Regions from separate parts of the Homo sapiens genome. Here region 2 is linked to region 1. Evidence: chromatin loops called from intact Hi-C (ENCODE). Cell type or tissue: Calu3. All regions are shown on one strand. Links, peaks and the distances in the headings refer to the core of each region. The heading gives the core; the rest is flanking DNA. Region 1 holds the start of KDM4F (lysine demethylase 4F). Region 2 overlaps KDM4D (lysine demethylase 4D).

Evidence for each region. Peaks named below come from ENCODE experiments on the same cell type or tissue, not always from the same donor. Only the 100,000 strongest peaks of a DNase experiment are listed, where the experiment ranks them.
Region 2: a loop joins it to region 1, with 3.0 times the contacts of the local background. A loop is called at or near these places in 4 of 110 quality-filtered maps.

The regions. Positions count from the first base shown.
Region 1 is chr11:95,036,513-95,051,100 of GRCh38, forward strand. It overlaps KDM4F (lysine demethylase 4F), which reads left to right and starts at 12,910. Exons shown (of 1, transcript NM_001413755.1): 1 at 12,910-14,588. The coding sequence starts at 12,910. It overlaps LOC107984375 (a long non-coding RNA gene), which reads left to right and starts at 2,454. Exons shown (of 2, transcript XR_001748334.1): 1 at 2,454-2,495; 2 at 2,833-3,451. It also overlaps the pseudogene SRSF8BP. RefSeq lists a silencer at 14,198-14,362. In Calu3, for the core only: no CTCF peak of the experiment used is centred there; no DNase peak of the experiment used is centred there.
Region 2 is chr11:94,978,026-94,992,963 of GRCh38, forward strand. The region is part of intron 2 of KDM4D (lysine demethylase 4D); the gene reads left to right. It also overlaps the pseudogene LOC100422440. Among named protein-coding and RNA genes, the nearest start is that of KDM4D, 12 kb to the left of the region's middle. In Calu3, for the core only: no CTCF peak of the experiment used is centred there; no DNase peak of the experiment used is centred there.

The DNA.
Region 1 (14,588 bases), core at 6,589-14,588:
AAGTTTGTTTGGCAAATTCTATAGCTTTTTTTTTTTGACAAAGTCTGGCTGTCCACCAGGCTGGAGTGCAGTGGCGCCATGTTGGCTCACTGCAACCCCCACCCCCAGGGTTCAAGCGATTCTCCTGTCTCAGCCTCCCCAGTAGCTGGGATTACAGGTGCCCTCAAGCACGCTCGGCTAATTTTCTGTATTTTTAGTAGAGACGGGGTTTCACCATATTGGCCAGGCTGGTCTCGAACTCCCGACCCCAGGTGATCCACCCACCTTGGCCTCCCAAAGTGCTGGGATTACAAAGTGCTTGGCCTCCCAAAGTGCTGGGTGAGCTACCGCGCCCAGCCAAATTATATAGGATTCCTAACTTTGTTCTCTGCACTATTGGTTTCGATTAAAATGCTGTTACATTAAAAAAAAACCAACATCTCCTATGATGATGGCAGACTTTTCAGTTTTACCATCTAAGTCTGAGTCTTGGCTCTCTATGGTCAGTGCCATGTGGTTAGGTGCATAAAGTTCATTACTGTAATATTGTAATATTTTCCTATGAAATTTCTTTTCATTAACTATAAAATGTGCTTCTTTGATCCTATCAATACACTGGATATTAATATTGCTACCCTAGGTTTCTTTTGTTTAATATTTGTTTGGATTGCCTGTTCCCATAAATTGACTTTTAATCACTTAGCGTTGTTTTAAGATTGATTTAAAATGTAGAATAAAAGGGAAGGTTATGGGAGGGTGGGACGTCTAATGTAAACCCAGCCCAGTGATTACATTGGCTGGGCGCTGATTAGGTTAGGATGTTGCCCAGGTATAAAGCCAGGATCTTCGGGACCTGGCTTCATTTGGAGTTCAGCTACCAAGAGGAAACCTTCCTCTGGGTCCTGGAGTATTCGGCCTGAAATTGGGAATTTGGGAATTGCTGCTCTAGAGCGCTCCCTGCGGAGCTCGGCCGCCCGCCTCTCCCCCAGGTCTCTCCTGGCGTCCCCACGCGGGGCGCAACCGCAAGAGAGGAACGCAGGTCGCCCCACCAGCGCCCAGTGCCGCGCCAGTTTCCAGGCCCGGGCTGCTCTCGGAGCCATGAGCTGCGGCCGCCCCCCTCCCGACGTGGATGGCATGATCACCCTCAAGGTGGACAACCTGACCTACCGCACCTCTCCCGACAGCTTGAGGCGCGTGTTCGAGAAGTACGGGCGCGTGGGCGACGTGTACATCCCGCTGGAGCCCCACACCAAGGCGCCCCGGGGCTTCGCCTTCGTCCGCTTTCACGACCGGAGCGACGCGCAAGACGCCGAGGCCGCCATGGACGGGGCGGTGCTGGACGAACGCGAGCTGCGTGTGCGGATGGCGCGCTATGGCCGCCGGGACCTGCCTCGCAGCAGCCAGGAAGAGCCACGCGGCAGGTCCTGGGGCGGCCGCTACGGACGGCGGAGCGGCAGCCCCAGGGGGCGACACCGCAGCCAATCCCGGGGTCCCAGCTACTCTAGGTCCCGCAGCAGATCTCACTATGGGGGGTCTCGCTATAGCCTGTCTATCTACAGGAGATCTCGCTACAGCCGATCTCCCTACAGACGATCTCATTACAGGGGATCTCGCTACGGCCGATCTCCCTACAGTCGATCTTACAGCCGGCATCACTACAGCCGATCTCCCTACAGGGAATCTCGCTACAGGAGGTCTCCCTACATCCGGTCTTCCCGCAGCAGGTCTCCCTACCGCCGCTCTCACTCGAAGTCTGGGTCTCACTCTGCATCTCCATCAACCTCCAAATCCAGCTCTCCGTGAAGATCCAAGTCCTCCTCCATCTCCAGATCTTGCTCATGGTCCAGGTCTAGATCTACGTCCGGGAGTCCTCCCCCGACATCCAAGAGGGAATCCAAGTCCAGGTCGCGATCCAAGAGTCCTCCCAAGTCTCCTGAAGGGGAAAAAGGACAAGTGCCCTCCTAGGAAAATGATCATCAGCTAACGCGTGATGGAGGACTTGGGGAAAAGGACTCCATACTCAGTCCATGGAAGCAGAGTCACTGGAAGAAGCGACTGCGTAATGAAACGGTTGGGTGATATTTGTCTACCTGTTTTACCAGTTTGAAGCGTTGCATCAGATGGCAAGATTCATTTTATGTGCCATTTTTTTGTTTTCAAATTTTCTTGTAATTTAGTGAGGTGAATGACTTTAGATTGGATTTGGGTATTAGAGGGGAAAATTTATATTTGTCTTTTTTGCTTGTTTTTTATTTTTGAGATGTAGTCGAGCTCTGCTGCCCACGCTGGAGTGCAGTGGCGCCATCTGCATCTTCCACCTCCTGGGTTCAAGCAATTCTCAGGCCTCAGCCTCTGGAGTAGCTGGAATTACAGACGCCAGCCACCACGGAGGGCTAATTGTTGGATTTTTGGATTTTTAGTAGAGACGGGGTTTCGCCATGTTGGCCAGCCTGCCCTCAAACTCCTGGGCTCAAGTGATCTGCTCACCTTGGCCTCCTAAAGTTCTGCGATTACAGGTGTGAGCCTCTTCGCCCAGCGTGTATTTGATTCTATAGTGCTGATATTTTTGGTTTGAAATGAACAGGTTGGTAACCTAATTTGTGGCCTCCTGTCTCTTAAGAAATGTGTGCAGCCATTACACACAGCCGAACGCTGTCACGGCATTGCCTCAAAACTGCCTTCATTCCTTAAAGTTAAAAACTTACAAAAGGCGGTATAAATGTATATGTGTAATGTTATTACCTTTATATCTAACTGGTAATATGACCCAAATTTGTATAAAGATTTTTCAGGTGAAAAGACCGGGTTTTGAGCAAACACAATTCTAATCTCTTCTGTGTTTTTGTGTACCAGGCCCGGCTGCATAGCAGTTGAGTGATGCTGGTTAGCTGTTAAGGTGGCCTGTTGCAGTGCAGAGTGCTGAGCTGTTTCCTGTTTTCTTCTGATTGCTCCTGAAAAAAGAAGCCCTGTCCTGAAGAACAAATGGCTGTTCAGTTTATTAAAATGCCTGTCAACTGCCCTTCCAGTCACCCAGGCCTGGAAGAGAAATAATAGAGCATGCAGTGAGCACATCTAGCTGATATGATAATCACACCTCTTCCCCCTCCCTATTCTGTTAAATGGCAAATCTGATCATGTCAACATACATGAACTTAAAATATGGGGAATGTTATGGAAGAAATGGTTTGTAACTGTAGGTACTTACAACATGGTGTATGTTTTTGATTATGAATATTTCTTACTATAACCGTGTTTCTATCATTGAATTAAAATGTTTTCTTGGTGTTACCTTTTCTCAAAATAAAACTAGAAATATTTTGTAGAAAGTTGGTGGTTTTATTTTGCTGTTGGATACTTTCTGCTATTTGTACTTTTGGGAAAATTATGTTACCAAGTTTCTCATAGGATTCAATTATAATTAAAAAAAACTCTACAAGGTTTAGCTATGTGCTTTATTATTTTATCACAATGTAGTTTCTTTGTACACTCTTTCTTTCCTCTTCCTCCCTGTGATTTTTAACTTCTAAAGGTCTTTTCAAAGAATCAGATTTTGATTTTCGTTATTACCTATACTGGGTGTAATATTTTCTTTTGTAATTGTTTCTGCTTATACCTTTATTTTCTTTCCTTTATTTTAATTCATCCCGCTTACTGAGTTGAGTGCTAAATTCAATCATTTTTGAACTTGCTGATTTTTTTCTTTCAGTTCAATTAGATACTCCTCTTTATATATGTTATGATTTGACCTTGAATCCTGATATTAACACACCATACCAATCTGCCATAATCGATCCATCCTGGGTGGTGGAACTGATGGCCTCTGTACAGTTAAAGCTGTGGTTGAAGCCTGCGTGGCGTCACTAAGTTACTAAGGTAGCTTAAATCTCAGCATTTTGTTTGTCACACATTTGTCTTCAAATATTCTGAAATATACTGGACTCGACCACACCAGACGTTTGAAGATTTGGAAAGAAAATACCGGAAGAACCTCAGCCTCCTATTTGATGAAAACAGTAAATAATGTAATCCTGGACACGTAGGAACAATTCAGGACTTTCTGGAGCAGGAATATGAGGTTTTCATCGAAGAGAGTGTCAACACACCCTACCTGTACTTTGGCAATGTGGATGACCACCTTTCCATAGCTCATGGAGGACATGGACCTTTACATCAACTACCATCACTTCAGAGAGCCCCTATATTGGTACGCAGTGCCCCAAAACCATAGTTGGCACCTGGAATGCTCAGTCAGGGAGCTTTTCCAGGTAGTTCTCAGGGTTATGAGGCCTTCCTGTGGCACTAGATGGCCCTCATCGTGCCCACCGTGCTCATGCAGAATGGGATTCCCTTCAATAGCATGAGTCAGGAGGCTGGAGAGTTCACAGTGACATTTCCCTATGACTACAACACAGGCTTCAACTGCAAAGAGGCCATCAATTTAACCACCCAGGATGGGTAGATTATGGCAATATGGCCCCTCAGTGTAGCTGTGGGGAGGACAGGGTGGCCTTTTCCATGGACGCCTTCATGCACATCATGAAACCTGATCATTATGACCTATGGAAAAGCTAGCAAGATGGGGCCATTGTGGATCAAAGGGAGCCCAGGGTGCTGGCCAGCCAGGAGCTCATTACCTGGCAGGAGGACATTGTACCCGGACTGAAGCTCCCCTGGACCTGACTTCTTCTAGGCCTGTGGTCCTGGATGGTGGGACCTACCACTGAGCCCATATGTACAGTTGCAGTTTCCCTGGTTCCCCGTGGCAGCCCAGGAAACTGATGCCCATCCAAAGGTCATTGACCCCAGAGGCTCCCAAGAACACACCGTGGCCCACCATCTATCTTGGGTCTGTTTGCCCTGGTTCTCTGCCTGTCAACTGGAAGAGGTGGTCATGGTGGTCTTCTTCAGGAACTAGGAGCTCAGGAGGGGATCCTCTAGTCTCCCACCAAGTGGCACAGCACACAGAGCTCTTGATCCTGGGGCTTTGCCCCTACTTGGGATGGAACTTTGATAGACAAGCCTGTATCTCTCATGCCTGCATCTCAGTATCCCATCAAGGCTTCCAGGAGCTGCAGTGCCCCCATCTTCAACCTTTGGAGAGACTTTGGATCTGATGCTTTGATGTGTGCGTATCCGACATCCCCAGACAGCATGACACTGAACCACCCTGACTATGTTCCACTGATTCCTCCCAACATCATTATGATGCTGAGAAGATTCTCCAGAGATGCTGCTGGAGAGTGCAAAGCCCCTTGAACCTGGCTGAGGTTGTAGCAATGGACCATTCTTATACCTCTGGGGTCTTGGCCCCAACTGATGTTGTCAGAATATGCTGGGCCCTGACTCATCTCCTGGGGCTGAAGCAAGACAGTGCCGCACCTCTGAATTTGGAGCTATGTGCCTCTGATACATTATCTTAATCCTTTGAACCCATGGCTACTGAATATATTGCCAAATGTGGCTGTCCCTCTGACCATAACCTAACCCTACTAGCCAAAGAAGGCTCCACCCAAGCACAATTTGAGCCTGGGATTGTCTCAGTCTCTTTTACCTTGAAGAACTAATATATACCCAAGGCTACCAGAGGCTGTCTCCTGTTTATTAAATTAATTTTTCCTAGTGTGTATCTACCAAGTAAAGAAAGGAATATCCTGAAAACATATTTTAAAATCACTATTATAAAAGAGATAAACCTAAAGCTAAGTGATTCAGAATGATTGAAAAACAAAAGAATGGGCAAAACTAGATCAAGGAAAATGCAAGCAAAAGAAAAGAGGGGTGGTAGATCTTAACATAAAATGAATAAATTTCAGGTATTTCATATAAGCGCAATGATATAATATCTGTCTTTTTATTTCTAGTTGTTTCACTTAGCATGGTGTCCTCAAGGTGCATCCATGTTGCAGCATGTGTCAGAATTTCCTTCATTTTCAAGGTTGAATAATATTGCATCATATGTATACACCACATTTTGCTTATTCCAATCATCCATGGATGGACACTTGGGTTGTTTCCTCCTTTTGGCTATGTGCATGGTGCTGTTATGAACACTGGTATAAAAGTGTCTGTGTGAGTCCCTGGTAAAACCATTTTAATCATCTTTTAGAAGTTCCATATTCTTCCTTGGACATCATTAATATGCCTTTGCATCTGCCTTGACTGGAGATCTGATATATATCTGTAGTAAATTAGTTTTTAATATCATCTTAATTTCAAAAATTGTAATTAAATTAAATTTAAACGAAATTAAAATGTTAGATTAAAAGTTAATTGTGTCACTTCTCATGAATTTGGGGAAACTTCTGACAGCAACATACCTTGTACTTCTCTACCAACTATATGCACACCAACATTTATTACTATGGGGGAGAATTCATGGATCTCTCAGTTCTATCCTATGTCCCAGGTTTAGGAGTCTAGAGTTTCTTTCAATATCCCCTTATCATGGATGTCTCTGTGGCTTTGAAACAGAATTTTCATTCTTCAAATAGTCAGTTAGAGCCTGGGGAAAGGTGTGCTCCACATCTTTTTATTCCTGCTAGTGGTAACTCACTATGGGTACCATGTGGCTCTGTGGGAAGCTGGGCATGGTGACCAGGTGGCTGTGTGGAGCCAGGAAGCTCTTGCCAAGCTCACAGCCAGCACTGTACATGCACTGAAGCTCACGAGATCCCTTTACCTGGCACAGGACGGGCAGTGCAAAGTTTGTGTGCTTCTGTCAGAGTGAGCGTGGGTGGGTAGTGGGCACTGCTTCTAGTGGGCTTCCTTCTCCCTGGCTTTCTGGTCTCAGAGGCTGCCAAAGTCCTGACTGTATCCACGTAGGGTGAGCACTTGCCCAGAGAATCCAGGGGTGGGTGTCCCAGGCCCCTGTGCTGGGCTCAGGCAGTACTTGGGAGAAGGTTACCCACGGAGTTTTCCGTGCTGGGCTTGTGTTTCTAGGAGGAAATCGGGAGGGGCGGGCATGGGCTGCAGGGTCCAGAGAGGATTGTACCACAGAGGTGGAGAAGAAAGTCCTGGTAAAGTCTCATTTCCCTCCTCTTTTCCTCCTCAGAACAAGCTCCACGAGGACATGGTGCAGGCTTAGGGCCAGAAGGTTGAGATCTAGCCTAGAACCCATGTGAGTTTGATTAAGGAAAAATTATAGTTGGTAAGAAACAAGTTGGAGTAGTGTTTGAAAAACCAGAGAATTTAAGTCACTTATTGTGTTGAGGACAGAAAAGAAATGGACACATATACAGATATAGAAAACAAACAAGTTTAACAAGGTACAATGTATGCACCTGGTAATAGAGAATACTCACCTTTTTCAAGTGCTAATGAATGATTCACAAAATTAGACAATATATTAGGATGAAAACAAAACATCAATAATTTATCAAAAGAAAAAGAAAAAATCAATACCATGCAATAAAACTAGAAATTAGTTTTAAAAATAGAAAATGTAGAGATGCTTTTTTCTGAAAGGTGAATATTCTTTATTGGGCAAGCTTTAGATAAGAGGAAAACACAAGCCAAAACAGCGAAATTCCACTGGCTTTTCAAAGCTGTGGGTTATTTGACATTGTTAATTCATTGGCTCAGTCCAATAAACAAGTCCTCACTAAGTAAGCAAGACAGTTTTTATCAGCAATGTGTGCTGTGCAGAAACTAAAACAGGATTAGATGACAGAGAAGAATGGGCAGGGGCTGCCTGAGCTGTGGGTTCCGGATGGATTCACAGAGCAGGAGACCTTTTTTGAGACCTAGTTGACCAAACGGAAAGTCCAGAGCAGAATTTTCCACTTACAGGGAACAGCAAGTACAATAGACCTACCATGGAAATTAGTGATTTTCTTTTTCCAGGAATACAAAAGAAGCTTACTTGTGTCTCGGGCAGAGAGGGGAAGGGAGAGAGTCTGGGGACAGAACATGTAGAGCTTCATGTTTCAAGTTAAATGCATTATTTGGTGTTCCTTCAACTTGAAGTGAGAAGGCATCAGAAGCTTAAAACAGCAGTTGACAAGATGTGATTGACACATTTAAATAATCAGCTTAGTGGCTCTATGGAGAGTTTGCAAGTAGGAGAAGCAGTTTGACCATTTATAATACAAGTGAGAGTGACAGTTGCTTAGGCTTAATTGTTAGTTTTGAAATTGCATAGCCAGCCTCATCAACATAGTGAAACTCAGTTTCTGCAGAAGAAAGTTAAAAAAAAAATTACCTGGGTGTGGTGGCACACGCCTGTATTCCCAGCTACTCAGGAGGCTGAGAGAGGAGGATCACTTGAGCCTGGGAGGTCAAAGTTGCAGTCAGCCATGATTGCAGCACTGCAATCTAGCCTGGGTGACAGAGCCAGACTCTGTCTTTAAAACCAGCAACAAAAAGGAAGTGCACAAAAGTGGACGGAACATATTTTGGAAATTGAAAATGATAGTTTTCATACAGAAAGAAACATTCTGAGAAGAAAGCCACCTTGCTCGTTAAGTACTATCCGTAATAGGACCCTTCTTTTCTTCCCCTATCAGCATTTCAGTAGGAAATTTTAAAGTTAGAGTAATCAGAAATTGGTGCTTCTCTAAAGTTTTCAATAAACAGCAGAAAAACCCATACCTTCCTGCCTCTTCCATTCATTCAGGCAACTTTGTCTTTCCTAATGTAACAAGAGAAGGAAGTTTATTCTTTGGAAAATTCAACCTGAGAGATGAACTCAGAGACTCCAGGCACAGAGGAGGATGGAGTGAGATGCCTGGCGGAAATGAGGTTAAAGCTAACACTGACATGGTGGAATCACAAGATGAAAGCATGCTGCATTCACAGGAAGGGAGTAGCCCTAGAGAGCTGCTGGACCCACAGCACATCTTGCATGACCAAGGAATAAACTTTTATGTGATAGGTAAAAGCCTCATTGCCTCTGGACTGCAGTCGGCAGACAGCCTTCAGCTGCAGAGAGCTGCCTCACCCAAGGCCATGCCTCTTCCCAATTCGGCTAACATCCCATGACTTCCCGGTAGTGGAAGATAAAGCTTCACCATCTCTGCTCAACCCAGGACAACCTGCAAAGCCATTTGAGCTCCAGAGCTCCCTGCAGGATCGGCTGCCTATCTTTGGCTCTAACCCACAGATCGACATTTCCCTGTGCTCACACCTGCTTCCCCCTCCTCCCTTTCTCAGATACGGATCCAAAGGACACTCTTTAAGAAAGATCTTGGTGCTGACGTCTTAGAGTATGCTCTATAGTAAACCTGACCTGCAAGTGTACTTTAGGTTTGTGTTTAAATGGCATATTTCCTTGAGAGAATAAAGATCAATCACCACCCTGCTGAAATTATATTCCTTCTTTGCATGGTTATTCAGTGATGTGAGGAGATTGAAATGGCCATTTGGGAATCTCAGCTTCCTATGTATGGCATTATTGTTGTGACTCCATTGAAAACATGTTCCTTTGAACACCAGAAGTCATGAGGACAAAAAGCAAACATCTTACATTGGCATGATGAATGAGTCCCTGTTTTATGCCTGGATTTACTGGAACCATGCACTCTGGCTCTGAGAGGAACAGTCTCATGTCCAGAGCAATGGTTTCTCACATGCATTGCTAGTGGGAATATGACATCATACAGCCCCTTTGAAAAACTGTGTCAGTCTTCTATAAACTTGCACACTCATCTGTCTCTGGCAAATCTCCTTCTAGGTATCTGCTCAATTGGTAAGAATGAAGAACTGTGAACAATCCATATATCTCTGAAAAGATGAGTAGAAAAACTATAGTGTATTAAAATATTATTCATCAATTGAAAGGAGTGAACTGCTGGTGCATGCAACAGGATAGATGATCTCACAAACATCCCATATGGGAAAAGTAGCAAAATCCAAGTGAATACATACTGTATGATTCCATTCCTATTCATTCCCAAATCAGGCCATAGTCCCCTGCAATCATAGAACTTAGAAAGTGGTTGCCTCTGGTGGCAAGTTGGGATTGGCTGGAAAGCTTCTGTCCTGCGAGAATCCTATGGGGCTGTGCTAATGTTCTACATCTTTTATGTGTTGATTACATGGGTGTATATAATTTTTAAAACTCACTAAAGTGGAGACCTAAGATCTATGTGTTTTACTGCCTGTATCTTAAACTGGAGAAAAGCAAATAGGAGACAAGACAAGGGCAGCTAGAAAAGTAAGAACCATCTTACTAAATTCTAGAAAGCTCAATCTTGGGTTAGCATGCCAGGCAAGTAGTTGTTTACTCTATTTTTTGTTGTTTTTATTGTACCATTATTTTTCACCGTTTCTTTCTTTTTATGAATGCATTTGATCCTCGGTTGGTTGAATCCACTGCTGCTGAACCCAGAGGATATGGAGGCCTGACTGCCTTCTGTGACCAAGATATCTATTCATAGACAGGAGTACATGTGAGCCCCAAGCGCTATCCATGTCCAAGCATTTTCAGAGCAACATTTTTTGTAAGAGGTCAAAAGTAGAAAGGAACTAAATACCCATTAAAAACGCAAACATTTATACCATTGAATAAATTACAGCAAGGAAACAAGACAAAGTACAGCTGTACAGAAGAACATAGATGAGGGAAATGCCACACAAAAAATACATGAAAATACATAAAACACAATTCTATTTATATTTATATAGGGTCATAACATTTTCAAAATAGACAATATTTTAATTAATTTAATTTGTTTAGAATTCTTAGGAAAGAGAGCTTTGTCACTTCTCAGCTGTTTGTTTACTTAATCTTTAATTTATATCAGTATGAACTCATAGATATTTATTTCATATTTAGGATTATAATTCAATTTACATATTTTCTTGCTCAATTTGTTGGAGATTTGGCCATTGGGAATTGTTTTCCTTCTGTCCCACTGGAAGTAACCGCATTTTTTATTGTGTGTATTTACGGAGTTTTTATTTTCCATGGCTACAAATGCTTTGGGCTCTTTCTGTATATTACTTGCCCAGGTCTAGAAAGTGTTCTTTATCAATACTTCCACTTATGTATTTTTTCTTTAAAAAACTATCAGATTTTAGTTTTATTAATCACCTTTTAGTATACATTTTCCCTTTTATCTTTCTATCATTACTTCTATCTTTCATTTTCTTCTGCAGAATTTTGTTCCATTTTGTTTTTACTCACTGCTTGAGTTCAAAGTGAAGATCAATAGGATTTTAGAAATGTGCATATTAATTTTCAAATAAATATGGATTCAAATAAATTTGGATTCAGGTTTTGTATTGTTGACTTTCAATTTCATTTCATTTTGGCCAGTATATTCATTTAATATAATTTTTATTTGATATTTACTTTGTAGTCCTATATTGGTAAATTTATCTATTATAAACGTTACCTATGTACCGAAAAGCATTTCACATTTGCTTTTTAATTGTTACAATCTCTATCCTCAAAGTTCTTAAGCTTGTACATATTACTAAACATTAATTTTCTGCTCTACCTTATTGGTTTCTGAAAGGATAATGTTAAACACACACACACACACACAACTCCCAGCACGATTGCAGATTTTACTGTTTGACCTTACAACAACTCTCAGTCTTGGCTTCAGTGTGTCACTGTTGTGTGGTTAGGTGCATAAAGTTCATCCCTATAATATTTTTCTATGAATTTTTTTTCGTTAACTATAAAATGTCCCTCTTGGATCTTATATATACACTGGATATTAATATTGTTACCCTCGGTTTCTTTTAGTATTTATTTAGATTCCCTGTTCCCATAACTTGACTTTTAATCACTTAGCATTGTTATAGGATTTAAATGTAAAACAAAAGGGAGAGGCACAAACGGGTGGGATGCCTAATCTGGACCCAGCCCAGTGATTACATTAGCTGGGCACTGATTGGGTTAGGATGCCGCCCAGGTATAAAGCCAGGGTCTTTGCAACGTGGGGCTGCATTTGGAGTTCAGCTACCAAGAGGAAACCTTCTCTCTGGGTCCTGGAGTATTTTCATCAGGAATTGTGAGTTTTTGGTGGAAGTTAGGTCATTTTATTTCTCTGTTGGAGCACTTTTTGATATTTGTCCTACTGAGAAAATTATTCTCACTCAAGTTGCTCATAAGTTTCAGTTAAAATTTTTAAAACATCTCAGCAAGATTTTTAGCTATGCCCCCTAAGTTATCTCAATTGTTTCATTTGTATTTTCTTTTCTCTTCATGCCTATGGCTTTTTACTTCTCACCATCTTTTTAAAAAGTCAAGTTTTAGCTTTTTGTCATCATTCCTATTGGAGGTTCTGTTTCCTTTTGCAATGGTTTCTGCTTGTGTCTTTATTTTCATTGTTTCCTTTGATGTTAATGCATCCAGTTTCTTGAGTGGATTGCTTAATTCATTCCTTTGCAAACTTGATCATTTTCACTCTTAGTTTGATTAGATGCTGCTCTTTTTCTGTTTTATTATTTGACCTTATATCCTGATGTTAACACAGCATACCCTTTAGTTTAGCTTAATACTAGCTGAGTATTTCTTTTGTCTGGTTATACATGTATTTTCAAATATTCTGTATTTTGTGTTGTTATTTAGGTTTACTGATTTGATTTCCTAGAAGAGACGCCCGGGTACAGTGCAGTTACCAGCAACTGGGGCACCCAAGCCTGAGAATCAAGAGAAGCCTCACAGTGACACCCCCAACTGAGGAAACTCACAGAGCTGCAGGTGGAGCTGGGACTCCAGCTGGGGTGCCTGCCCCACTGGGACATATTCTATTTTCTTTGGACAAAAAAATACTGACTACAGCAGAGTCCCCCTGGGAAGTCAGAAGCCTCTGAAAGATCTCACTTGTTCAAAAGTTCAAGTGTGAATTACTCCCTCACAGATAAACCAAAGTATTTTGAAAAAACAAAGCAGAGAAAAGAAATTCCTCCCCAGCACTCTCAGGCATTTGGAGGACACCGAAGAACTTGGGAGTCAGCTGCTTCTTGTGTGCAGCCATGAAGTCTGTGCACTCCAGTCCCCAGAACACGAGTCATACCATCATGACGTTTTACCCAACCATGGAAGAATTTGCAGATTTCAACACATATGTTGCTTACATGGAGTCCCAAGGCGCACACCGAGCTGGCCTCGCCAAGGTAATTCCACCCAAGGAATGGAAAGCCAGACAGATGTATGATGATATTGAAGACATCTTAATAGCCACTCCCCTCCAGCAGGTGACCTCTGGGCAGGGAGGTGTGTTTACTCAATACCATAAAAAGAAGAAAGCCATGAGGGTGGGGCAGTATCGCCACTTGGCAAACAGTAAAAAATATCAGACTCCGCCACACCAGAATTTTGCAGATTTGGAGCAACGATACTGGAAGAGCCACCCCGGTAATCCACCAATTTATGGTGCTGATATCAGCGGCTCCTTATTTGAAGAAAGCACTAAACAATGGAACCTAGGACACCTGGGAACAATTCTGGACCTGTTGGAGCAGGAATGTGGGGTTGTCATCGAGGGTGTCAACACACCCTACCTGTACTTTGGCATGTGGAAGACCACGTTTGCTTGGCACACGGAGGACATGGACCTTTACAGCATCAACTACCTGCACTTTGGGGAGCCCAAAACTTGGTACGTGGTGCCCCCAGAACATGGTCAGCGCCTGGAATGCCTGGCCAGGGAGCTCTTCCCAGGCAATTCCCGGGGCTGTGAGGGCTTCCTGCGGCACAAGGTGGCCCTCATCTCGCCTACAGTTCTCAAAAAGAATGGGATCCCCTTCAATCGCATGACTCAGGAGGCTGGGGAGTTCATGGTGACTTTTCCCTATGGCTACCATGCTGGCTTCAATCACGGCTTCAACTGCGCAGAGGCCATCAACTTTGCCACTCCACGATGGATTGATTATGGTAAAGTGGCTTCACAGTGTAGCTGTGGCGAGGCGAGAGTGACCTTTTCCATGGATGCCTTCGTGCGCATCCTGCAACCCGAGAGCTATGAGCTCTGGAAACACAGGCAAGACTTGACTGTTGTGGATTACATGGAGCCCAGGGTTGCAGAAAGCCAAGAGCCGAGCAACTGGAGGGAGGACATAGCACTTAGGAGAGCTGCTCTGGGCCTGAGGCATCTCCGGAACCACATAACCAGCTGTCCCACACGGACTGTGGCCCCAAGGCTCTGTTACAACCCAAAGGGCGGTGGTACCGATGCTGTGCCTGGATCTGCAATCCAAGCCCTGGAGACGTCAGCCTGGGTTCTTCCCCCTTCCACTGGAAGGTGGGGTCCTTGTCGTGGCTGTGGTCGTGGTCGAGGTCGTGGTCGAGGCCGTGGTCGTCGTCCTCGAGAACTGGGGACTGAGGAGACAACTGTTCAGTCTGCAGCTAAGAGGCGCCTCTCAGTGGGGACAGGGAGCAGAGCTCCAGGCCGCAAACCTCAGCTCCAGTTCGCCGATGAAGCTTTGACAGACAAACCCGCACCTTTGAGCGGTGGCCTTCCGCATTTTGCAAAGGCTTCTGGCTGCTGTTGTGCCCCTGATCTTCAACCCCTGGGGCCCCCACTGGATCCTGATGAACCCATGCACCCTGGCCCCTGCCTGCTATCCCTCGACAGCACTGCTAGTAGTCTTCCTCTTGTTGTCCCTATGACTCCTCCCAGTGTCACTGTGCCTTTGATTACATTGTCCAGGGA
Region 2 (14,938 bases), core at 1-8,000, 65 kb before region 1:
CAAATGAAGATATGATAAGACCCAGAAATATGACTTTCTTTCGGGAGAGAATCTCTAAATGAAAAAAATCATATGAGATCAGGCTTTATATGTACCATCAAAATCCTAATTAAATCAGCCCTAATCCAATCACAACTCTAATCCAACTCTCTCCATCTCTTCCAGTTGAATCACTGTCTCCAATTCTACTAAACTCTCATTTACCAAGTTATTGGCCCACAAAATGTGAACATTTTGCTTAAAAATGTTTCTTTGTGGCTTTTAAATAGGAATACGAAAAAAAAAATGCCCACATGTCAGAAATTACATTTTAAAATAAAGTAACATAAATAATGAAATCTACTTCAAATTTTTAACCTGAAAATGACACATTTTCTAATATAAAAAACTAGTGCTTTCTTTGATGTTTTGACAAGTGAGAATATAAAAATAAAGTGTCTAGCCCTCTACCAACAAAATCTTGATTTTAAATGAAGACATTCTAGGGCTTAGAGAGATTATTTCCTGGAGACAGCCTCCAAATGAAATATCATTTGCTGATGGTCCAGGCTGGGTTACTGGATAATGTCATAAGTTACTCACCTCTCATCTAATCTAATCACATAAATACCTCACCAGCTGACCAGTGTACTACTGCGAAGACAATTAAAATCAAACATATTAAAAATAGTTAAAACTAAAAAACTAAAATGTAGAAAATAGAGATAGAAAAAGACATGCCAGGCAAATTCTAATTTAAAAACCTTGATGTAGCAATGTTAGTTAGCAAAAGTATTCTTAGGTTGAATAACATTAATAGGGACAAAGAAGTGCATGTATTATATTACGAAGAAAAATCCACTAGGAAAATTACTATCGGACATGTATGCAGCTAATGACATAACTTGAGAAAATATGAAGCAAAAGTAAGAAAAAGTGACAAATCTAAAATCATGGTGGGAATTTTTTTAAGATAAATTTCTCTCAGACGAGCAGATCAAGCAAACAACAACATTGATCTACTATATAAGTTATATGTGTGTACATATATGTGTGCATTATATATGTATGCTTATTGTATTTCTATGTGCATGTAAAAAGTTCACTGTAATCAGAGCAGAATATATATTCTTTTCAATAAACATTGAATATTTACAAAAAGTAATCAAGTATAAAGCCCTCCCCAAATTTCAACAAATGCCAATGTATGCATTTCCTTTTTTATTTATTTATTTATTTTTTTGAGACAGAGTCTCACTCTGTCACCCAGGCTGGACTGCAGTGGCACAATCTTAGCTCACTGCAACCTCCTTCTCTCAGGCTCAATGGATTCTCCTGCCTCAGCCTCCCGAGTAGCTAGGATTACAGGTGCGTGCCACCATGCCTGGCTAATTTTTGTATTTTTAGTAGAGATGGAGTTTCACCATGTTGGCCAGGCTGGCCTCGAACTCCTGACCTCAAGTGATACACCTGCCTCGGCCTTCCAAAGTGCTGGGATTACAGGTGTGAGCCAGCGCACCTGGCCCAATGTGTGCATTTCTAAATGATAATAGTCTTGCCAATTTTTAAATTTTATATAAATGTTCAAAATGTTTATGTAAATGAATATGTATTCCTTTATGTTTTTGCTTTATTCCTCCCACTTAATGTGTGCTATCTGTAGCTCTGATATACTATTTAGAGTTTCATTGTATAAAAATACACACCATAACTTGTTAATTCTAGTAATTATCTTTTCGTTGTAGTGATAATTGCAAATAATGCCACAATGAACATTTCTGTAAATGTGCAAAGGTGCATGTGTGTGCATTTTTCATATATATATTTCATCAACAGGAGATGAGAGTTCTTGTTCTATAATCTCACCACACTTGATTGTCCGGCTTTTCAATTTTAGCTCATTTGGTGGGTATATAGTGATATATCATTGAGGTCTCAGTTTGCATTTCCCTGATTATTAATTCACATGTTAATTGTCCATTTGGATTTCTTCTTCTGTGAGGTATCTGTTTAAATCTTTCTATTGAATCATCTTTTCTTTATGGATTTCTATGATTTCTTAAGTTTAGGCATAGTTCTCTGTCACTTATTTGTGCTGCATATACAATTTGCCACTTCTCTGCTTCTCTTTTTGGAACCACTTTTAGAGTGGTTCAATTATCATTCTTTTCCTTTTTGCTTAATGCATGGTATTTCTTGATTATGAATGTCCCTACTTGGGAAGTCATAATGATATTCTCAGGTATTATCTTCTAAAGGTTTCATAGCTGCACATGAAATTCATTTTTGTGCGTGGCATGCTGGAGAAGGGGCCTTGAAATCCGATGGAGCAGATATTCTTACCTTGTCCCACTTTTATAAGAGTGGCTTTGCTATTCTTGGCCCTTTGGACTTTACTATAAAATTCAGGAGCCAATTGTCAAGTTCCACAAAAATACTTTTGGAATTTTAATTGTGATAATATTTAATTTACAGATTAAGAAAACATTCTTAAAAATGTAATGACATTTTTACAATACTAAGTCTTCAAATCTATTAACAGGTTATATTTTTCCATTTGTTTAGGATGTCTTTAGTTTATATTAATATGCTTCTCTAAGTACATTCATATTGTTGTCTTCATAGAAATTTTGCAAATTTTTGTTAGCATTAGTCTTGTTACTTAATGCTTAATGCTATTATAAATGGCGTCTTCCTTAAATTTTGGTTGTCTCATTGTTGCTGGTGTGTAGAAATATCATTGATTTTTATATGTAGCTATTTTAAATTCAGAGAACTTGCTAAGCTCTCTTATTAATTCAAAGGGTCTATTCAGAGATCTTTCAGATTTTGTCACATGTACAATCATGTCATCTGCCAATAGTGACAGCTTTGTTTCTTCCTTTTCTGTTTTCCTTCTTTTTTCCTTGCCTTCTTATGTTGGTTAGGACTTCCAAGATAATGTTGAATAAAAATGCTGATAGCAAGCATCCTTGTCTTTTTCCTGATCTGCAAGGGAAAACGTATAACTTTCATTATTAAGTATGATTTGGCTGAAGGTTTTGGATAGATGCACTTCATTAAGATTTTTGCCTACTATTTTTAATTTGCTGAAAGAATGATGAATTGATGAATTTTATCAAATACTTTCTCTGCATCTAATGAGATTCTCTTTAGTTTGTTAATATGTGCTATTACACTATTATTTTTTAAAGTTTCATCCTTTCATTACTGGAATAAACCCATCTAGGTCATGATGTATATATTGCTGGAATCAATTTGCTCAGATTTCAGTTAGGATTTTTCCATCTATGTTCATAAGCGAGATTGACCTATTTTCTTTTCTCATAGTATCCTTGTTGGGGATTCGTACCATAAAATGAATTGGGAAGTATTCTTTCTTTTTCTATTCTCTGAGAAAATTTATCTAAGATTGGAATATCTTTCTTGAATGTTGACTAAAATTTCTTGGTGTAGCCATCTGGGCCTCGAGTATATTTTCTGGGAAGAGTTTTACCTACTGCGTCAGTGTCCTTGAGGGTTATGGATATATTTATTGTTCTGTTTATTCTTTTGTCAGTATCACTGTTATATTTTTCTAAAAATGTATTTACTTCATTGAAATGTTAAACTGTATTGGCATAAAGTTGTTTATACTTCTTTGTTGTCTCTTTTATGTCTGCAGCATCTGTAGTGATGACTTCTTTATCTTTGTTGATATTGGTTATTTGTGCCTTCTATTTTTGTTCTTCCTCATTTTCACCAGTCTTTTAAATTTTATTAGACTTTTTTAAAAAAGCCCAACTTTTGGTTTTGTTCATCATATTTTATATTGGCTTTTTATTTCATCAGTTTCTGGTCTCTTATTATTTCTCTTCTTTTTCTTTCTTTGCTGTTACTTTTTTCTGACTTCCTCAGATGGGTGCTTAGCTCATTTAGTTTTTTTAACCTTTTTCCTTTTCTTAAATATTTATTTAAATTTATAAATTTCCCTTTTAATGCTATTTACCTGCATCCTACAAGATTTGAAATGTAGTATTTTCATTTAGTTCAAAATATTTTCTAATTTCCATTTTTTATTTTCTCATTAAAAATTTATTTAGAAATATACTTTTTATTTTATAAATTTGGGAATTTTTTAGTTATCATTTTGATATTACTAACTTCATTGTTTGTGGTCAAATAACATATTCTGACTGTTCTCAACCGTTTGACATTTGTTAAAGCTTGTTTTATGGCCACAGTTATGGTTAATTTTGTAAATTTTTTATAGAACTTGGAAAAATATATATTCTGCAGCTCGGCAGAACTGAATTTTATATGACTATTGCTTTTTAACTGCTTGATCAGTAGGGTCCAGGTTTATGCCTGTCATCCTTGGGTCTCTGTTATTCTCAAAAGTGTCTCAGCTTAGATGGTAAATGATAGGATATAATTAATGTCAAAGTTTAGAGCCACTCTTATTAAAATCTTAGATGAGTATAGAATTTCTACCAACTCAGTCAACATTCAGCATTTTGCTAGAGATCATATCTAGTTACTTAAGACTTCCCTATTTCTAAAAAAAAAAAAAAAAGAGACATGACTATTAAAAAAAGAAGAGATATAATTTTTATGATTTTTTCCTAGAAAATATTATCTACGTGGAAAATTCTAGAATTAATGGCCAAGCTAATAGTACTAATAGGAAATAAGAGGTACAAGGTTTGAAAAGGGATGTAAGATCAATAAATAATAAGAAAACTTAATAGAAAAAAATTTCCATGTACAGTACACTCAAAAAATTATAAAGTTCCTAAGGTTTTATCTAAGAAAACAGATTCATTATCTTTTTGATGCAAATCTGAAGCTTCATTGATATACATGCAACAAGATCTGAATAAATGTATAAATATACCAGTTAATTGGTGGGAATGATCAATGCAGGAGCTATGAAAATACACCTCTAATTTTCCTTTAATTTCAATGCATTCCCAATTTAAATTAACAGTATTTGACAGAACCTGACAGATTTATTCTAAAATGAATACTGAAGTTTTACTCTATAAATATACCCAAGATAATTTTGAAAAAAGTTGAATAAGTACATGGAGACTTGCCTTACCAATTATCCTAAGTATAAAGCTTTAGTAATTAAAACAATCTAACATTGGCATAGAAATGTACAAATAAATAAATGGACCAGATGAAGAGTTTAGAAAGACATCTATCCTTACATTGTAACTTAGCATATGTGAGAAAAGGATTCCAACTGAATGGGGAAAATGGTGGCAAACAACTGGATTTCTTAAAAAAAAAAAAAAGTTCTGTTTCTTACAATAACACACAGTATTCTAAATAGGCAAAACAAATAAAAGTGAAAAGCAAAGAAAACAATGACAAGAAAATATGATCTTTTTGACCCCCAAAGAATACATGGATTACTTAAATAGTACACAAAGGCACAAATCATAATGGAAAAGATCAATAAATTTGACTACATTTAATTTTTTCAAATATCAAAAAAACATAAACAGTAAATGGAGGTGGTGTGCTGAGATAAGTTATTTGCAACAATACAATAGACATAAAATTATCCCAAACATTTAAAGAACTTTTAAAAATCACTAGAAAAAGAAAGCAATTTAACTGGAAAAAATCGGCAAAAGGTATAACTGGTAATTCAGAAAACCGAAACCCACAAAAGAAATAAATCAGTGAAAAATTACTTGACTTCACCAGTAAACAAGTCACACAATAATAACAACAACAACAACAACTACAATAATAAAATAAAAGGAGATAAATCATTTTACCAAATTGCCAACAACTGAAAAGTTGACATTATCAAATGCACCTGGAGGTGTGGAGAAACAGAAACTCCTATTAGTACATAGGTTTATTAGGATAGCCACTAGGTAGAGCAATTTGACATTGCCTAGTAAAATTAAAATGTTGTTTCTTTATCATTTAGAAATGATAATTCAAAGTATCTACCCTAGATAAATTGTCACATATAAGAAAGAGAACACACACAGCACTGAAAGTAATAGGAAACACTGGAAGTAATGTAAATACCCACCAATAGGAAAGTGCAATAATAAAATATATTTTTATAACAGACCATATATAGTGTATGTATGTGTATGTATGTATATATACATATGTGTACCTATGCATATGTGCGTGTATGTATATATGAATATATCTTGAAACTGTTAATGTTGAATTTAAAAATTGCAGAAAATGAGGCCAGGCACAGTGGCTCATGCCTGTAACCCCAGCACTTTGGGAGTCTGAAGCTGGCAGATTGCTTGAGCTCAGGAGTTTGAGACCAGCCTGGGCAACATGGCAAATCCCTGTCTCTACAAAAAATAGAAAAATTAACTGGGCATGGTAGCCTGCGCCTATGGTCCAAACTACTTAAGAGGCTGAGGTGGGAGGATGGCTTGAGCCTTGGAGAGGGAGGCTGCAGTGAGCCAAGACTGCACCACTGCAGTCCACCCTGGGCAACAGAACCAGTCCCTTTCTCATAATAAATGAATAAAAATAAAAATTGTAGAAAATGGGCATATTTAGCCTAAAATTATTTATATGAAATAAAAATAGCAGGCCAGGCATGGTGGCTCACACCTCTCATCCCAGCACTTTGGGAAGCCGAGGAGGGCAGATCACCTGAGGTCAGGAGTTCGAGACCACCCTAACCAACATGGTGAAACCCCATCTCTACTAAAAAAAAAAAAAAAAAAAAAAAATTAGCCAGGCTTGGTGGCAGGCACCTGTAATCCCAGCTACTTGGGAGGCTGAGGCAGGAGAATCACTTGAACCCGGGAGGTGGAGGTTGCAGTGATCCGAGATCGTGCCATTGCACTCCAGCCTGGGCAACACAGCAAGACTCCGTCTCAAAAAAAAAATAGCAGATACACAAAACAGTATTATTGATGGACACCCAAACATGGACAGTGTAGCCTATTCATGACTGTAGTTGCTTATAGGCAGGGGGAGAGAGAACAGGATTTAAGATTCAGATCAGAGAAGGAATCCCATTTCATCTGAAATATTTATTTATTTCTACTTAAAAATACTTGTAGCAGGAGCAAGATTTTTAATGGATATCTGTTTTTACTACTTTATGCAGCATTACACTGCCAGGGTAATTAGGCACGAGAAAGAAGACATTCAGACTGAAAAGGAAGAACTAAAACTATCTTTATTGACAGATTGCATGATCTTATATATAGAAAGTCCTAGGTAGCTTGCTAAAAACCACTAAAACTAAAAACGAAGTCCAGCAAGGTTGCAGGATACAAGATCAATATACATAAATTGATTTCTGTGCATTAGTAGTGAACAATGTGAAAACGAAATTTAGAAAACAGTTCCATTCACAATAGTGTCAAAAAGATCAAAATGCTTAGGAATAAATTTAACAAAAGAAGTGCAAGACATATACTGGGAACTAGAAAATATTGTTAAGCTAAATGGAAAGACATTCCATGTCAATGGATCAGAAAACTTAATATTATTAAGATGGTAATGCTCTACAAATTGATCTCCAGATTGATGCAATCCTACCATCATTCCTACTGGCTTTTTTCCCCCAGAAATTAAAAATCGGTCCTAAAATTCATATAGAAATATAAAGGAACCAGTATAGCCAAAACAATCTTGAAAAAAAAGAAAAGAATTTGGAGGGCTCACACTTTTCTATTTCAGACCTTACTACAGAGCTCTAATAGACATTGCTAATTGCTATAAGGATAAACGGTTCAATGGAATAGAATTGAAAGTCCAAAATAAACCCTTAGGTTTATGGTTAACTGATTTTCAACAAAAGTTTCAAGACAGTCAATGGAGAAAGAAAACAAATGGTGCTGGAACAACTCGATATCCACATACAAAAGAATGAACTTGGATTCCTACCTCACAGCATACACAAAAATTAAGATTGATTGTGAGCCTGAATGTGAGCTAAAACTATAAAACACCTAGAAGAAAACAGGAAAAATCTTTATGACATTGAGCTGGGCAATAACTTCTTAGACACAAAGCCAAAAGCACAAGCAACAACAAAAATTGATAAGACGGGCTTCATCAAAATTCAATTCTTGTGCACTTCGAAAGACATAGTCAAGAAAGTGAAAAGAACACCTGCAGACCTGGAGACCACATTTTCAAATCATATATCCAGTAAAGGACTTGCAACACAGTAATAAGAAAACAAAGAATAAGCAAAGGATTTGAATAGAAATTTCTCCAAATATATATATGAATGGCCAATAAGCTTATGAAAAGATGTGCAATATCATGAGTCATTAAGGAAAGGCAAATGAAAATCACAATGAGGCCAGCCTTGGTGGCTCGCACCTGTAATCCCAACACTTTGGGAGGCCAAGGTGAGAGGATTGCTTGAGCCCAGAAGTTCAAGACCAGCCTGGGCAACATAGTGAGACCCTGTCTCTACCAAAAATTTAAAAAAAAAATTAGCCAGGCATGGTGATGTGCACCTGTTAGTGCCAGCTACTTGGGAGGCTGAGGCAGGGGGATTACCTGAGCCTGGAAGGTCGAGGCTGCAGTAAGCTGTGATTATGCCACTGCACTCCAACCTGGGCAACAGAGTGAGACCCTGTCTTAAAAAACAAAAAATTAAAAACCACAAAAATTACGACTTTTTACCTGCTAGAATTGCTGTAATGAAAAAGACAATAACAAGTATTGATGTGGATGTTGAGAAATTGGAACCCTCATATATTGCTGGTTATAAATGTTACATTTACTTTGAAAAACTGTGTAGCAATTTCTTAAAACGTTAAACATGGAGTTATCACATGGCTCAGCAATTATACTCCTACGTATCTACCCAAGATAAATAAAAACACGTTCACACATAAACTTGTACATGAATGTTCATAACAGTATTATTCGTAATAGTCCCAAAATGAAAACAACCCAATTGTCCATCAAATGATGAATGGATAAGTAAAATGCAGTATATCCATACCATAGATTATGATTTGGTCATAAGAAATAAAATACTGATATATACTACAACATGGTTGAACCTCAAAAACGTGGAGTAAAAGAAGCTGGACACAAAATATTACCTATTTTATTATTCCATTTATATTAAATGTCCAGAGTGGGCAAATCTGTAGAGATAGAAGGTAGATTAGTGGTTGCCTGGAGTTGGGGGTGGAAATGAGCTGTGAATGCAAATGGAACAAGGTTTGATTTTGAAGTGATAGAAGTATTCTAAAATTAGGTTTTGGTGATGGTCACACAGCATTGTAAATATACAAAAAATCATTGAAGTGTACACTTAAAATTGATGAATTTTGTGTTGTGTAAATTATATCTCAATAAAGTTGTTTAAAAACTACTTGAAGCAAATTTGATAAAATATTAAGGTTTCAGTTCTGGCTGGTTGGAATGCAGGTTTTTGTTTCTCAAAACAAAAACTCGGACACCACAAATTTGGGCCCCAATATCAAAGGAGATAAACATATAAATGTAGAGTCTTTTCATTATAGTCTTATCTTCAACTACTGACAGGTGCCCCCATCTTCAAAGGAAATGAATAGGTTCCTGTAGGAGCACTCTCAGTGATGCCTACCAGTCATACATAGCAAACGCAACTCTTCAGTGCCTGACTCAAATACAAGCCAAGAATAACTAGACATACGAGGAAAACGTTTAACATGAAAGACAGAAACAAAGACATTGTGGAAGGGCAAACTCAGAGGAAACAGACACAATGTAGAGAGCAAATAAAACTTAAAAATTCTTATAATACTTAGAGAAGAGAAAATCTGCAGCCATGGAAAATTTCAGAAATATATGATGAAAGGAATATTCAGAGAACAAAAAAAATTCCTGGAAATTAAAAATAATTGCCAGAAGGTTTGGAAAATAGTAACAAAAGAAAAAGCATTAGGAAATGGAGAGTAAAGAAAATTAGAGGATCAATCAAGAGGTTGCTGTCTTAACAGTATTTGCTGTCTACTGGTATTTCCAGAGAAGGAGAAAACTGAAAATATAGAAAGGAATGCCAAAGGAATAATGTGAGGCAATTTCACAGCAAGGAACAACATGAGTTTCTATATTGAAAATTCTAGCACAATGATTGACAAAGAAGACTTACCAATTATATCTTAATGAAATCTTAGAAAACAAGGAACAGAAGAATATGCTAATACTGTTTAGAGAGTAAAGACAGATTACAAAAAGGAACAGAAAACAGGTTTTGGATTTTTGGAAGGTAGAATTCAGCAGAACAATGTCTTGAAAATCCTGAAAGAAAAGCATGAGGATAGAACAAAGACATTTTCAGACTCAGACATGCATACTTTGGGAGAGAGTTGTGATATTTGTGGCCATCAAATAACTTTAAATTCCCTTTTTATTTTTCGGTAAACCTCCAACTTTATGACCCCTGCCTCATCAAGGTCAAAGCCGGAACTCAATTATCCAGCACCTATTGCAGTGAAGACATAGAGATATGACCTAGACTCTTCCAATCAGACATTCCCATGGAGGACTATAATGTAAAGAAATATGAGGAAGTAGATTTCATGAAGGATCTGTTCCTGGAGAAGGGCAGTGAGAGACAGTGACCTTTCAGAGGCAGCAGTAGCTTAGACTCTAATTGGAAATGTCCCTTGCCCAGAGTCTTTGGTGTCTTTGACCAGAGGATATATAGGAATATCTAACTATTGTTTGTTGGGTAATCTGGATATTGTTCCTGGATACACAGGCTCCAATCCCTAGTCTCTGGTCCTGCTGAAGATTCTGTGAGCTACTTAATAATCTCTAATGAAGCTTCTAAGGATGCTTCTGGTAGATATGCTTTACCAACACAAGGGAGTAAACCAGGAAGGAGACTTGAGATGGGGGGAATCAGGATCTAACATAATAGAGAGGGAAAGGGAACCCCCAGGATTACAATGACTAGAAACCTCAAGATGCACGTCATGCAACAACCTGAAGACTCATCAGTCTAGATTTAAGTAAGCATCTGAGGGCTCCAGTAAGAATATTTCTGAGAAAAGAAATCTGATTCAGTACCAGATGTGTTTTATGCATTTAGAAGAGATTTACCTTTCTGGAAATGAATCTGGGAATGAATTAATATAAAGTGTAAAGCCAAGCAAATGAAAGAATGAGACAGTTATTAACTGCAGAATAAAGAAAAATTTATACATGTATATAGAATTCACTTTAAGCCAAAGGGGATTTTTTTAAAAAGCTAAAAAGGTTATTGAGTAGTTTACAGAATCTCTGGGAGAGTCCATGTAAGTCCAAACTTACATGCTACTCAAGACATGTATTTAAAATGTATTGACAGTCCAAAGAAGCATATATTAGATAATTCCTTAAAACTCAATGGAGTGGTGTGTCCTTGTAGATGGATTCAGCAGGAAGACTTCTGGCTCCTGCCTCTCTCTGCTGCCAGATACCACTGTTACTGCTGCAGTATCCATGCAACAGATGAAAATAAAGATGATTTGAATGAGGTTAATAATCCCATGTTCAATTTATTATATGTCAGAATGAAATAATAATGCTGCACTTAAGATGCTGGATTTAAAGGCCAAGTCCCAAACTTTGGGTTTTATGTCACAGTTTATGCTGTCCATGCCTGATACTTGCTGCCGTGTGTCTTTCTCCTTTATATCCACACTCCTCTAGATGTTCATAAAAAGAAGTCCACACCAAATATTGGCATTTGTAGGCACAAAAGGTACAGGAAAAGTTGCCCTTTAACCTTCTTTCTCTCTCTCTCTCTCTTTCTTTTTTTTTTTTTTTTTTGACAGAGTTTCACTCTTCTTGCCCAGGCTGGAGTGCAGTGGCGTGATCTCAGCTCACTGCAACCTCCGCCAGGTTGAACCTCCCAGGTTCAAGTGATTCTTCTGCCTCAGCCTCCCAAGTAGCTGGGATTACAGGCCACCACCACGTCCAGCTAATTTTTGTATTTTAAGTAGAGACAGGGTTTCACCATGTTGGCCAGACTGGTCTTGAACTCCTCACCTCAGGTGTCCCACCCACCTCGGCCTCCCAAAGTGCTGGGATTACAGGCGTGAGCCACCATGCCCAGCCTTACCTTCCTTTTCTCATGCAGCTTATGAGGAAAGGTCTGTCAAAGCTTTTGGGTCAGAGACATGCAGATATTTTGGAGAGAGAAGCAAGCACATCTCATGGAAGAGACTTATTCCCTTAAGGCAAGTGCCCATTAGAGATGAAAGCTGCTTGTCAAGTAAGACACATTCTGGAGAGCTGCCACCTCAACAGCTTGTATTAAGCACCAAATAAATGTAGCACTCATGGAGTATAGAAGATAGAATTCTCACCAAGGTCTGAGGTTGGTATAGAAGGAACCCTGATGTAGGAGAGCCTCAGATTGGTCTGGAAGGCAGAGTTTATAACTTAGAAAAGAGAAGGAAGAGATAAGTGAAGCAAGGGAAGAAAAGCATAGAGTCAAGGACAGTGATTAGGACCATTTGACTGGAACTACGTTTGTATAAGAAAATTGAGAGAGAAATTTGGGAAACAAGAAGCAATAAAGATGTGGTTTAAACACAATCATTTACTTTGTTCCCTTTCCAAACCTCACTAAAGTGACAGTAACAGGATTTTTGTTTTAAGAAATGAACTTACAAAGACAGAAAATGGTAAAGGAAAACAGGTAGTGGCCAGTTTTGGAAATTGGAAAGCAGATGGACAAGTGTAAACTGATTTATCAAACACTGGAAAGTTGAGTCCTAAATTGGCAATGAGGAAAGCCAAGAAGCAACACAATTGTCTCTACAGAACCCAAAAGGCTTAGGATGTCATGGCATTAGGTACCTCTGGGAGTGACAGTTAAAATGAGGCTAAGGAGAATTTGTTGAAATCTGTCTAACAAAACAGAGCCCTAGGTTCCCACCCTCCTCTAAGCAGCTGGATAAACTGCCCCTCTTACACCCTGGCAGAAGATTGAGCTTCATTTTTTCTAGAGTGAGGAAAAAGGTGGCCTCTGGACTGGGAATTTCCAGATACTTTTGAGAGTGTGGTTGTCATAGGGAAAATAAGTTGATAAAGTGAACTGTACAAGTAGGGTACTTTTAGAAATGTGTAGCCTCTTTTGCCATTTGGGAGGGAAGTCAGACCTGTACTCTCCAGGAGAAAGACTGAAGCATCTTTTGCATTGAATATGACCAGCTCTAGAAATATCAGTGTTAGGAGTTCACCTAGGAAACAGCCCAGTTAGAATATCATTCAGGGAAGCATAATCACTAAAACAATTCATGTACCCTGAGCTTCTAATCTGCCTTTTTTGTGCTGTACTTTTTTATATAAGGCAATTACTAAAGGCTACCAGACATGTGAGGAAAGCCTTAAATATGAAAGAGACCAAAGCAAAAAAAAGAAAGAAAGATAAAAAGGACAAAAGTCAATTTCAAAGAAACAGACCATGCAGGGAGAAAAACAAAACAGAATTTCAAAAACCATTGAGATTTTAGTATTTCTAGAGAGGTAAAAGAAGAAATGCTCCCATGAAGCAAGAATAAGACAATAAGAAAGAAAAGCAATGTACATACATGCAGGAACTCTCAGGTAACAGAAATGATCACTGGAAATTAAAAATTTGATTGGAGAAATGAAAAAGACAAAGAGAAAGGAAGTTTAGAGATAAAGATGAAGAAATTTTTTAGAAGATAAAATATAGTGATAAAGGAATAGAAAACTTGGGGGAGGGGAAAACAGGTGAACATTAGAGGTCTAATCCATGAAAGGTCCAATATCTAAATAAGAGGAGTTAATACACAGACGAAAAGGAGTAGAGGAAATCAAAGAAAGAACTAAAAAAAAAAAAATCCTAAAATTAAAGAACTTCATTTTTGAGATGGATAAAATGTAAGAATATGGGTTCAAAAAAAGCTTCTATAAACGTTGATAGAGAGACAAACAACCTAAAATAAACAACACACATAATGAACAGGTCATCTGTAAAGAACCAAGAATCATATTCATATCCTCTTCATACTCATGCTCACACCAATACCCACACAATAATTTCAAAAGTTAATAACCCCCCCTCTCCGAAATACAGAATTAAAGGTATAATTAAAATCAGAATTAAAGGTACAATTAGCATATACAAAGGAAAAAACTATAGGATAATATTTATCTCCATCTAGATGAAGAAGTATTATAACTTTCTAAACATGAAAAACATGAAAAATATTACAAAGGAAAATAAAATATTGTAAGTCAAAAACATTTTTGTTAAATAAATTTAAAGAAATACAAGTTAAATGACAAACTGGCAAAAAAAACTATTAACATATCTAACAAAAGGGTTTAATATGTAAAATATTCATGTAATTAATATGTAAAATGTTTATATAAGTAGGTAAGAAAACACCCTGGGACCCTATTAGAAAAAAACAGGCAAAGGATATGAACCAATACATAAGATGAAATCCAAAAGACTAATATTTATGAAAAAAATCAAAATCAACCTTAGTCGTTGTCCAAGAAATGTAAATTAAAACTTGATCTAACTTTTTAACTTACCAAAATTAGTAAAATATATATTTTTTCAAAGTAAATTTGATCAGTGTTCAGGATGTAAAATATATTTTTTCTTTAAAGTTTTGGCAACGTGTATTAAAGATCTTAAAATATTTAAATTCTATAATGTAATTTCATTTATAAGTATCTAATCTAAGAAATTTCATTCATTCAACCAATATTTTACGGGATGTACTGTTTTAGATACTGAAATACGGACTACATATTTAAGTAAAAGTGATTAGTAATAATCGTGCAAAAGTAAAAACAAAATAGCTGTCCAATAATACAGGATAAGTTTAATCACTTGTCTACACAGAGTAGAATTTTTTCAGTTATCAAATATATTATGCTTATAAATTATTTTAAATAAGTAGTAGATTTTCTAACTGAGAAAAAAATTTGATTAAACATAGCATTTAGATATTGACTGTCAGAAGAAACAAGG